Regions from separate parts of the Homo sapiens genome. Here region 2 is linked to region 1. A link is an interaction called in ENCODE POLR2A ChIA-PET data of the cell type or tissue named here. Cell type or tissue: MCF 10A. All regions are shown on one strand. Each heading gives the region's core, and the rest is flanking DNA. Links, peaks and the distances in the headings are about the cores only. Region 1 overlaps LINC01873 (long intergenic non-protein coding RNA 1873). Region 2 has its middle 24 kb from the start of MIR4778.

Evidence for each region. ChIA-PET counts read pairs that join two places held together with the same protein. Peaks named below come from ENCODE experiments on the same cell type or tissue, not always from the same donor. Only the 100,000 strongest peaks of a DNase experiment are listed, where the experiment ranks them.
Region 2: POLR2A ChIA-PET joins it to region 1 with 5 read pairs; 3 of 35 experiments call an interaction of 5 or more read pairs at or near these places.

What each region holds. Positions count from the first base shown.
Region 1 is chr2:66,388,380-66,393,756 of GRCh38, reverse strand. It overlaps LINC01873 (long intergenic non-protein coding RNA 1873), which reads right to left. Exons shown (of 3, transcript NR_130931.1): 2 at 4,262-4,358; 3 at 1,307-2,844. Among named protein-coding and RNA genes, the nearest start is that of LINC01873, 7.8 kb to the right of the region's middle. RefSeq lists enhancers at 1,710-2,320, 2,321-2,933, 3,626-3,920. In MCF 10A, for the core only: no CTCF peak of the experiment used is centred there; DNase peaks (open chromatin) are centred at 2,736 and 3,706.
Region 2 is chr2:66,332,045-66,337,421 of GRCh38, reverse strand. No RefSeq gene overlaps it. Among named protein-coding and RNA genes, the nearest start is that of MIR4778, 24 kb to the left of the region's middle. In MCF 10A, for the core only: no CTCF peak of the experiment used is centred there; DNase peaks (open chromatin) are centred at 2,591 and 2,901.

The sequences.
Region 1 (5,377 bases), core at 121-5,120:
ACATTTGCTGAGGAGAGCTTTACTTCCAAGTATGTGGTCAATTTTGGAATAGGTGTGGTGTGGTGCTGAAAAAAATGTATATTCTGTTGATTTGGGGTGGAGAGTTCTGTAGATGTCTATTAGGTCCGCTTGGTGCAGAGCTGAGTTCAATTCCTGGGTATCCTTGTTGACTTTCTGTCTCGTTGATCTGTCTAATGTTGACAGTGGAGTGTTAAAGTCTCCCATTATTAATGTGGGGGAGTCTAAGTCTCTCTGTAGGTCACTCAGGACTTGCTTTATGAATCTGGGTGCTCCTGTATTGGGTGCATGTATATTTAGGATAGTTAGCTCTTCTTGTTGAATTGATCCCTTTACCATTATGTAATGGCCTTCTTTGTCTCTTTTGATCTTTGTTGGTTTAAAGCCTGTTTTATCAGAGACTAGGATTGCAACCCCTGCCTTTTTTTGTTTTCCATTTGCTTGGTAGATCTTCCTCCATCCTTCTACTTTGAGCCTATGTGTGTCTCTGCACGTGAGATGGGTTTCCTGAATACAGCACACTGATGGGTCTTGACTCTTTATCCAATTTGCCAGTCTGTGTCTTTTAATTGGAGCATTTAGTCCATTTACATTTAAAGTTAATATTGTTATGTGTGAATTTGATCCTGTCATTATGATGTTAGCTGGTGATTTTGCTTGTTAGTTGATGCAGTTGCTTCCTAGTCTCGATGGTCTTTACATTTTGGCATGATTTTGCAGCGGCTGGTACCAGTTGTTCCTTTCCATGTTTAGCGCTTCCTTCAGGAGCTCTTTTAGGGCAGGCCTGGTGGTGACAAAATCTCTCAGCATTTGCTTGTCTGTAAAGTATTTTATTTCTCCTTCACTTATGAAGCTTAGTTTGGCTGGATATGAAATTCTGGGTTGAAAATTCTTTTCTTTAAGAATGTTGAATATTGGCCCCCACTCCCTTCTGGCTTGCAGGGTTTCTGCTGAGAGATCCGCTGTTAGTCTGATGGGCTTCCCTTTGAGGGTAACCTGACCTTTCTCTCTGGCTGCCCTTAACATTTTTTCCTTCATTTCAACTTCGGTGAATCTGACAATTATGTGTCTTGGAGTTGCTCTTCTCGAGGAGTATCTTTGTGGCGTTCTCTGTATTTCCTGAATCTGAACGTTGGCCTGCCTTGCTAGATTGGGGAAGTTCTCCTGGATAATATCCTGCAGAGTGTTTTCCAACTTGGTTCCATTCTCTCCATCACTTTCAGACGTAGATTTGGTCTTTTCACATAGTCCCATATTTCTTGGAGGTTTTGCTCATTTCTTTTTATTCTTTTTTCTCTAAACTTCCCTTCTCGCTTCATTTCATTCATTTCATCTTCCATCGCTGATACCCTTTCTTCCAGTTGATTGCATCGGCTCTTGAGGCTTCTGCATTCTTCACGTAGTTCTCGAGCCTTGGTTTTCAGCTCCATCAGCTCCTTTAAGCACTTCTCTGTATTGGTTATTCTAGTTATACATTCTTCTAAAGTTTTTTCAAAGTTTTCAACTTCTTTGCCTTTGGTTTGAATGTCCTCCCGTAGCTCAGAGTAATTTGATCGTCTGAAGCCTTCTTCTCTCAGCTCGTCAAAGTCATTCTCCATCCAGCTTTGTTCCGTTGCTGGTGAGGAACTGCGTTCCTTTGGAGGAGGAGAGGCGCTCTGCGTTTTAGAGTTTCCAGTTTTTCTGTTCTGTTTTTTCCCCATCTTTGTGGTTTTATCTACTTTTGGTCTTTGATGATGGTGATGTACAGATGGGTTTTTGGTGTGGATGTCCTTTCTGTTTGTTAGTTTTCCTTCTAACAGACAGAACCCTCAGCTGCAGGTCTGTTGGAATACCCTGCCGTGTGAGGTGTCAGTGTGCCCCTGCTGGGGGGTGCCTCCCAGTTAGGCTGCTCGGGGGTCAGGGGTCAGGGACCCACTTGAGGAGGCAGTCTGCCCATTCTCAGATATCCAGCTGCGTGCTGGGAGAACCACTGCTCTCTTCAAAGCTGTCAGACAGGGACATTTAAGTGTGCAGAGGTTACTACTGCTGTCTTTTTGTTTGTCTGTGCCCTGCCCCCAGAGGTGGAGCCTACAGAGGCAGGCAGGCCTCCTTGAGCTGTGGTGGGCTCCACCCAGTTCGAGCTTCCAGGCTGCTTTGTTTACCTAAGCAAGCCTGGGCAATGGCGGGCGCCCCTCCCCCAGCCTGGCTGCCGCCTTGCAGTTTGATCTCAGACTGCTGTGCTAGCAATCAGCGAGACTCCGCGGGCGTAGGATCCTCCGAGCCAGGTGTGGGATATAATCTTGTGGTGCACCGTTTTTTAAGCCGGTCCGAAAAGCGCAATATTCGAGTGGGAGTGACCCGATTTTCCAGGTGTGTCCGTCACCCCTTTCTTTGACTCGGAAAGGGAACTCCCTGACCCCTTGCACTTCCCAAGTGAGGCAATGCCTCGCCCTGCTTCGGCTCGTGCACGGTGCATGCACCCAATGACCTGCGCTCACTGTCTGGCACTCCCTAGTGAGATGAACCCGGTACCTCAGATGGAAATGCAGAAATCACCCGTCTTCTGCGTCGCTCACGCTGGGAGCTGTAGACCGGAGCTGTTCCTATTCGGCCATCTTGGCTCCTCCCCTAGGTAATTCTTATAATTACTCATCTAGGTTTAAGAACTATAGGTCTAGAACTATCCTTACTCAGGCTGGAGGCCAAAATTACTCAGAAGAAATGTTAAAGTCCACATTCTCCAGGGTGTGTGATCCAGAAGACACCCTGGCTGACTAGTTCCCAGCCCCAGGGTGTCTGATTCAGAAGTTTCGGCATGAATCCCCAGGTATACGATTATGCTATTTACTCCTGGTTAAGAAAAACTTTTTTAAAGTTTGGTGAATGTTGGTAAGGTTTGGTTCCCCTCCCTTCCTTCCAGATTAATCTTACGCAAATCACTTAATTCTAAGATTGGTTTCCCCCACCCCACTTCTGTTTAAGGGTATCCTGGCAGAGTTGATTCAAAAGCTTTATTCTCCTTTTCTCACACCTTGATGCTTTTTTGCTGTCTGCTCTTTCATTTAGTGGCCTTTGTATAGGAATTTCTCGATGAATGTTTTGAATTAAACTGTCATTATTTGGCTATACTGGGAAAAGGAGCTGCTGGTGCAAAAATGAGTTCTGTTTTTTTTTTTTTCCCCTCACCACTGTTAAGTAAGCTCTTCCAAATTTCAACTATCACCTTCTTTAAAGCATTCTGAGAATCCATAGCAGGGTAGAAAGAGGGGGGCTGGTGGTCTTGAGAGTGGCAGGGCAGGGGGGAAAGTGGTAGGAAAACCTGAGGTATGCATGTGAACTTCAGGAAAGCTCATTCAGCCTGAATTACAGACATGTTCAGGTCTGCCCAGTCCTAACACAAGCCCGTGTAATCAGGTTTGGTCTGGATGTCAAGGAATCGAGATAAAATGGAGCAGAAAATTGTTTGATTTCTTCTTTCCCTTTTGTTCGGAGACTTCCTGGCCTCTGCCATCTGGGCACCCCCCATGCTGTGGTGTCCCACCTTTGCTTTGCTCTGACGTCCAGGTCAAAGTCATGTTTTACTTCAGCAGAATGATTCCCCTTCAGTCCACACCAATAGGCTTGGTGGCTGAGCCGCTAATGACTGTCTAACTCTTTGTGAGAGGTCATCACTCTGAGGAGTTTGCCAACTACTTTGAGAAAGGGAAGAAGCGGCCTCCCTCTGCAGTTATAAGAAGTTGGGCTATGACTCATTATGTGAACTCAGGGTGGGGCTGGTAAAATCTATGGCCTGATGGCCGGGTCAGTTTCCCCTCCTTGAGTCAAGTAGACCTTAAATATGTGAAGCATACTCACTTGGCTTAGGCAGATTTTAATCTTTTTGCCCTCTCCTTGACCAATCAAAATCAAGACACTTGGGAACAGGCAAGTTGCTAGTGGTGAGCTTCTCAAAGCTAACAGGTTTTGAGCTGTTTGCATGTCACAGAACAATTCATCATCTGAGGTTTTTAAAGGACTCCTACTCATAACACTGAAGTGAGTGGAAAAGTGTTCAGACAGGGACATTTACAAATGAGTTTTCTGTGTAGTTTCATCTATAAGAAAGCCCTTTTTCAAAAAATCTGAAAAATAACTCTTTGCAGTGAAAGACATGACTCTCCACTGATAGGAAGAAAAGAATAGTCATACTAACTGGCTCTTTCTCCAGCACATCTCCTTCCTGTGGGGCTGTATTATTGGAAAGTGGCAGTTTTCAAGAGGATACTTTTGTCAATTTTAGTGGATCAGATGCTCAGCTTCAAATTAACAGAGGGCTTTCTTCCTCTTCTTTTTTCATTTAAATGTCCTTGCTTCTTGAAACACTAATAGAAGAAAAAGGACAGTAAGTGATTGCATATGGAAAATGAAAATGCTCACTAATTTCAGTATGAAAGGTCGGGGGTTCAAATAATTATGCCTGTGTAAGTGGTTTCTAGCCTTTCACTTTGAGTTTAGGTTACATTTCTTTACACTTCAGAGTGTTATTTCAGATTACATGCCTACTTTGTATCAAGTTGATATTGTCCATATTGCTAAAGGAAATATTTTCTTGGAAAATGCAAAAGTACACAGTTAAAACCAGCAGGGTTTTTATTCTTTTGAAAAAAATATAAATTATACTGTGAAACAGTATTCTTATGAAAAGCCAAATCAAATTTCCTATTAGAGTCTTCAAATTGGCTATTAAATTGGAAAATTGCAGGGATAAAAGACATCTTTGTTTATGTGGTTTTTTGTTTTGTTTTGTTTTGTTTTTGTTTCGGATCAGAAAACATGGCTTTCCATGCTGAGATCTTGAGTGTATTTGACTGACTAGAGGTATCAAAGACTTTGCCGGCACTATATGTAACTTTGGCTTGGGGCTGAGCATATACCTTTTCACGTCAAAGTGTTTACATTTCTGAGGAACCATTTTAATTTTAGGATGTCACGAATTGTAGTCCCAAAGTACAGCTTCATGTCTAAATATGCTATTGAAACTACAAATTCTGCTTTCACAAATTATGACTTCTGTTTTATTTTTCTTTTTAAACAAACATAGCGGCTAAACCAAAGTTTAATACTTTTCATTCTTTCCTATAAAACAACAAAGTGTTGGCATCTCCTGGATATACACGTCTCTAAATGTTTATCAACTACCTGATCCATCAGTCCTCAGTGACAAATGCTGATATCCCCACAATAGTGACAAACAGGATTAAATAACATCTCTCCAAGGACTGATCAGAAGAGTCAAAACTGCATGATATTAATATTTTTTCTTTACCTATAATTTTATTGAATATAAGCACTGAAAAGTGATACAAGTAATGGTAATTTTTAGTATTTAATATGGCATTTT
Region 2 (5,377 bases), core at 49-5,048, 56 kb after region 1:
CTTGCAGGTGGTGATCTTCAGAAAATACCCTCAAAGAGGACAAGAATGCTAATATTCTAGCTTGATGATGAAAATAAGGCTAGTACAATCAAGATATCAAAGTAGGAACAGTTCATAAAAAAACTATGAAAGTAAGACAGACATATATATGTATGTAAAGATAGACACATATATTTATATACATTTATAAAATACATGTACAATAAACCACGCTTAAGAGTTGTAGAATATTAAACTAGAAAAAGTCAGACTTCAAAGAACTTTACTCTTTGAATAAATTCACCAATGCTTTTTCAATAATTTACTTCTTTTCAAGTTATATTTTGTGTATGTCCCAGTGGAAGACAATATTGCCCCTGGACATTTAAAGGAGCATAGAGAAATTCAAATTTATTTTATACTCTTGGTTAAGCGGTCATATGTTAATATGAGAACAGAGTAGCCATATTTTGCTGCAGTGAGCTTGTGTCTCTTATTATATACTGCAAATCAACCTCACAGCTAAAACATGTCACTCTGGGTCAGCTGAGTTGGTTCTGGTCTCACTGGTTGTTGCACATACTTCTGTTTGTGTTACACACAGAGAAGTGGAAAATGACCATTCCCTGAAAAGTTGGAGCCTCAAATTAACATTTGCCCAATAATCTGGATATTTTGATTGTAATACAGTAATTTCCAATTTACCCCACTTCTTCATCTCAGTTCGTCCAGGCAGAACATAAAATAAACCAAGTTTATGTTAAATGCTGTTATCAGAAGAAATAATTTTGAAAAGTTAATATATCTATATAATGATTCAACCTAAATTGCCATACCAGTACCAGTGGTTAACTCCTCAGGGTCACCTTTGAGCAGATTGGCTATGTCTACCCTCCTCTGGCTCTCCATGTCATCTCCAAATGGGATGTTGGCATTTTCACATGGAAGGAAAATAGAAGCTGAAGTCAATAAACCGCAACATCTGGAACTGGAGAAAAGATTTCACTGGAAAGAACTTGACAAACTCTGAAAACAAAGTTCTAGACTTTACTAATTTCTTTTGGCTGCAAAGCCGAGCTCAATGCAAAGCACAAAGAGGATTTGTCCGAGGCTCTTTTCAAAGAAGTAAAAAGCCAACCCGCACTAAAATTAATGCATCGACTGCATAAACAGTCGAGATAGTTATCTGATACTGAGGGAATAGAGCCACACTAGGCCTTTTTGTTATTTATGGGATTATTATTGGAGGAAACAGAAGCAATTAGATATCCCCTGCTTTCAGAGCAGGGGAAGGAAAAAAGGTGTCAAACATAGTTTTTCAATTTGGTCTCTTGATCATTTCGTTCTCGCTACATCTTAAAATCCAAATATACACATTCCCCCAGTGCCCCACTGGCCTTTTAGCTGTACCTTTGACTATTTGTCCTTCATGAAAACTCCATGAATTTTGAATTATGCATGGAAATACTTTAAAACATCTTAAAAATAGAAGCTGTGCCTTTAAAAATAAAGTACGTTTATTATTTTATGTGATTACAAAATAATACATATATATGTGTGCATGCATGTATACGTATATGACCATTCTGTTCTCATATTAACGTGGGACCACTTAACCAAGAGTGTAAAATAAATTTGGTGTGTGATGGCAGATAGTGAGTAGAGGGAATTACACTACCAAGTTGCAGATGCATCTAACTGTCCCCAGGTCTGTGTTCCGTTTGGTGAGATATGTTTTAAAATCTGAATCAACTGATGGACTTCGCATTTATTTGTTTCTGTTAACATGGAATCTTTTGCAAGAATTGGTTCAACAATAGCGTTGAGTGGGTGGACTTAATAAAAGCTCCAGCAGAGCCATGAAACAGCCCTGGCATGAGGCTTCCTACCAGTTGATGGGAAGCCCATCATGGCCAAAGCCGTGCTGCCCTTGTCCTCAAGGAGCTTTATGTTGAAAGGAAAAAACATAAATATGAAATAATTGTGGGAGAATGAAATATTCTTCATTGTACTTTTCTGACTCCAGAGCAGGCTTCATGGAGGAGGTGTGATAACCAACACTTTCTGGTACCTAGAGTAACAAAACCCCCTTGGAAGACACATTTTCTAGCAAAGTTGGGGCTTTCAGGTCAGTTACGATAGGGTTTCCTTGGATATGTGTAAATAGAATGTCAGACAAGGTGGAAAATCATTGCCAGAGAGCTTAACGTACCCATAATTTTAAAAAAAAATACAACCCAAGTGTAATTGATTGCATCAGACTAAAGGAATTTCTTGCTAAAACAGATGGCAAAATGCACGCTTTGTCTTTCTCTTTTTTTTCCTCTAAATTGCTCTTTTTTTCTTCCTCCAAACAATTAAGCCTGAAAAACTGGGAGCAATCAGGTGGCTGTAAGTATAACCAGTCCTCCCCTCACCCTCCTTTTTCTTTTCATAATGAGCTTGCATTTTCTTCACAAATATATTTGAAAGTTACACTTTCTCTTCTCTCAGACTTGAATCAAGATGAAAGGAGACCAGTGTGGCAGAAGGTGCATCTGGGGAGGTGGCCCAGGGAGCTGGCTTCAAAGGGCGGCTGTCGGAGGGTGACTCATGGTACTCTTCACTTCCCCTGCCAGCGGTTTCCTCCCCTGGTGTGAGTGCAGCCAAGAAGCACAAAAGCCATTTGGCGGATTGAGCCAGGTGCCAACTCTGAATATCTAGTTTTAATTGAACACAATCTAAGACAGTCTCAAGGGAAACACTTGATTATTATTTTTTGTCAATAACTCTCCAGTGTCATGCAAATTAAATAAAAGGGCACTGACTCTGGAGCCTTTGATGAGTCTGTGTAAAAGGAGTGTTATGCTGTCGCCAGCTCCTGGTGAATGGCTTTGCATGGCAAAGAATGTATCTTTCACAATCATTGTTCCAATTTACTGCGGCCGTGCTCTCCGCCCCACAGTTAGTGAACCAGGAGATGCTGCTCATTAGAAGAGAAAGTGCCGAAAGAGAGGAATTTTACTTTGTCTTCCTTGCTCTTGTGCAATGACTATTTTGCCTTCGTGGCTCAACCATCTCATGGCTTTCTCTGTGGTAGCTGAAGATCAGAAATGGTGCTGGCAACCAGGGTGTTCTACCCTGGGTCCCTTTGCTAAAACAAGCAGTGTTTAGTCCACAGGCAGATGAAGGCACCACAACACTCAATCTCCAAAGGGCTTTTGTCCCAGAAAAGAAGTGCTGCCCATGGCCTGATGTCAGAACAGAGAAGGTGGGATACATGGCATCCAGATTTTAGATATTCAGTGAGGATCAGAAAGAAGCGGGTGTTCTTCTTTCCCCTGGGAACGTGCTGGATGCAACACTGAGTGTATTGAATGTAAAAGTTGGGTTCTGAAACAGTGACTTCATGTACCCACCTCAGTGCCTGACTTGAGATGGCCATGCGGTGCTGCCCCAGGACACCTGCTCTCCTGTGCCTGGCGCATCCCTCCCGGACAAACTGCCCCACCCCTACACCTGACCACTGTGCTCTGCCAGGGTTTTCCTCTCCTGTAAAGTCACAGGCCACTTATTGTCCAAATTATACCGACGACAAATATCTCCTGTGGCAATATATTATCATTTGTCTCTCTATTGACAACCCTTTGACATTGAAGTAGTAGCAACATGATTACAAAATTTCTGTCATTCCTGACACTGTCCAAAGTATCAAATGCTTAATATTTTTATTTATATTAGCTTTCGTTACCATAGTTTTATTTAAATGTTAATTATTTTATTTTTATTTATTTATTTTTTGAGATGGAGTCTGGCTCTGTCACCTAGGCTGGAGTGCAGTGACACCATCTTGGCTCACTGCAGCCTCCCCTTCCCTGGTTCAAGTGATTCTTGTGCCTCAGCCTCCTTAGTAGTTGGGACTACAGGCATACGCCACCAAACCTAGCTAATTTTTGTATTTTTAGTAGAGACGGGGTTTTGCCTTGTTGGCCAGGCTGGTCTTGAACTCTTGGCCTCAAGTGATCCACTCACCTCGGCCTCCTAAAGTGCTGGGATTACAGGAGTGAGCCACCATGCCCAGCCAAAAATATTTTTTATTTTAATTTTATTTATTTATTTTTCTTTTCGAGACAGGGTCTCCCTCTGTTGCTCAGGCTGGAATGCAGTGGTGCAATCTCTGCTCACCGCAACCTCTATCTCCTCAGCTCAAGTGATCCTCCCATCCCAGCCTCCTGAATAGCTGAGACTACAGACATGCACCACCATTCCTGGCTATTTTTTGTGGAGACAAGTTCTCACTATATTGTCCAGGCTTGTCTCAAACTCCTGGGCTCAAGTGATCTGCCCACCTTGGCCTCCCAAAGTGCTGGGATTACAGGCAAGATCCTGGCCATTTTTTGTTTTTAAATTGGGGAATTTCACAGAGTAAAATGAACTAATCTTAAGTGCAGTGCTCAGTGAATTTTGTTTATGTATGGACTCTACAACTGCTGCTCGGACCAAGGTAGAAAGCATTTAAATATTTGTTTTTAAAAGAAAGCATGATATCAGTACCAGCAATAACTTCAAAAGCATGCTTTGATGTGCTAGCTAAACTTTTTCTAATATAGAACACAATAAAGACTTATAAATGATAAATGATCATGTTTCATCTAAAAGCATCCTGTGTAGTGCTAGATATCATTCCATCATTCATTTATTCATCCATTTGATAAATATTTATTGAGTATCTAGTATGCGTAAGGCATTGTTCTAAACATGGTGGAAGTAGCAATGAATAAAGCAGACCAATTCCCCATTCTTAGTACATTCTAGTTGGGGAGAAAGAAAATGACAAGGCTTGGGAGCAGACTAAACAAGAGAGGGAATAGTGAGAGCTGGGTCTGGGAGGAAGGGCGGGTTTGAAAATTCAAATAGAGTGATCAGACAAGGTCTAGTATTTAAGCAAAGACTTGAAGGTGGCCAGGAACTAAACCATGATGGCAGTGGGTGGGAGATTTTCAGGTAGCTCATCTGTTCCAGAAAACACATAGAAGCACAGCCAGAGGGCTAGTGCTCCACTCTGGGGAGCACTGGAGTGGATAAAGCAGGGCCATAGAAGTTCTTACTCTGCCTCCATGATCCATTTGAGGATGTCTTTGGGCAAGTTAGTTAATCTCACAATAATTCAGTGTCTTAAATTAGAGGAAGAATAATTCCCTTTTGTAGTACTGTAGGTTAGAGAAAATCTATGTAAAGCAACTAGCTTAATGTCTGCTTCATATTGAGGGTTTGGTAGGTTGTTGCTGTTATTATACACAGTGGGCACTTAATAAATATAGAATGATTGACATGAATACTGCAGCCCCTGGGTCTTCAAAATGAGCAAATTTCAATTATTCAAATTTCAATTAATAGTTCAATGAATAATAAGTGTGGT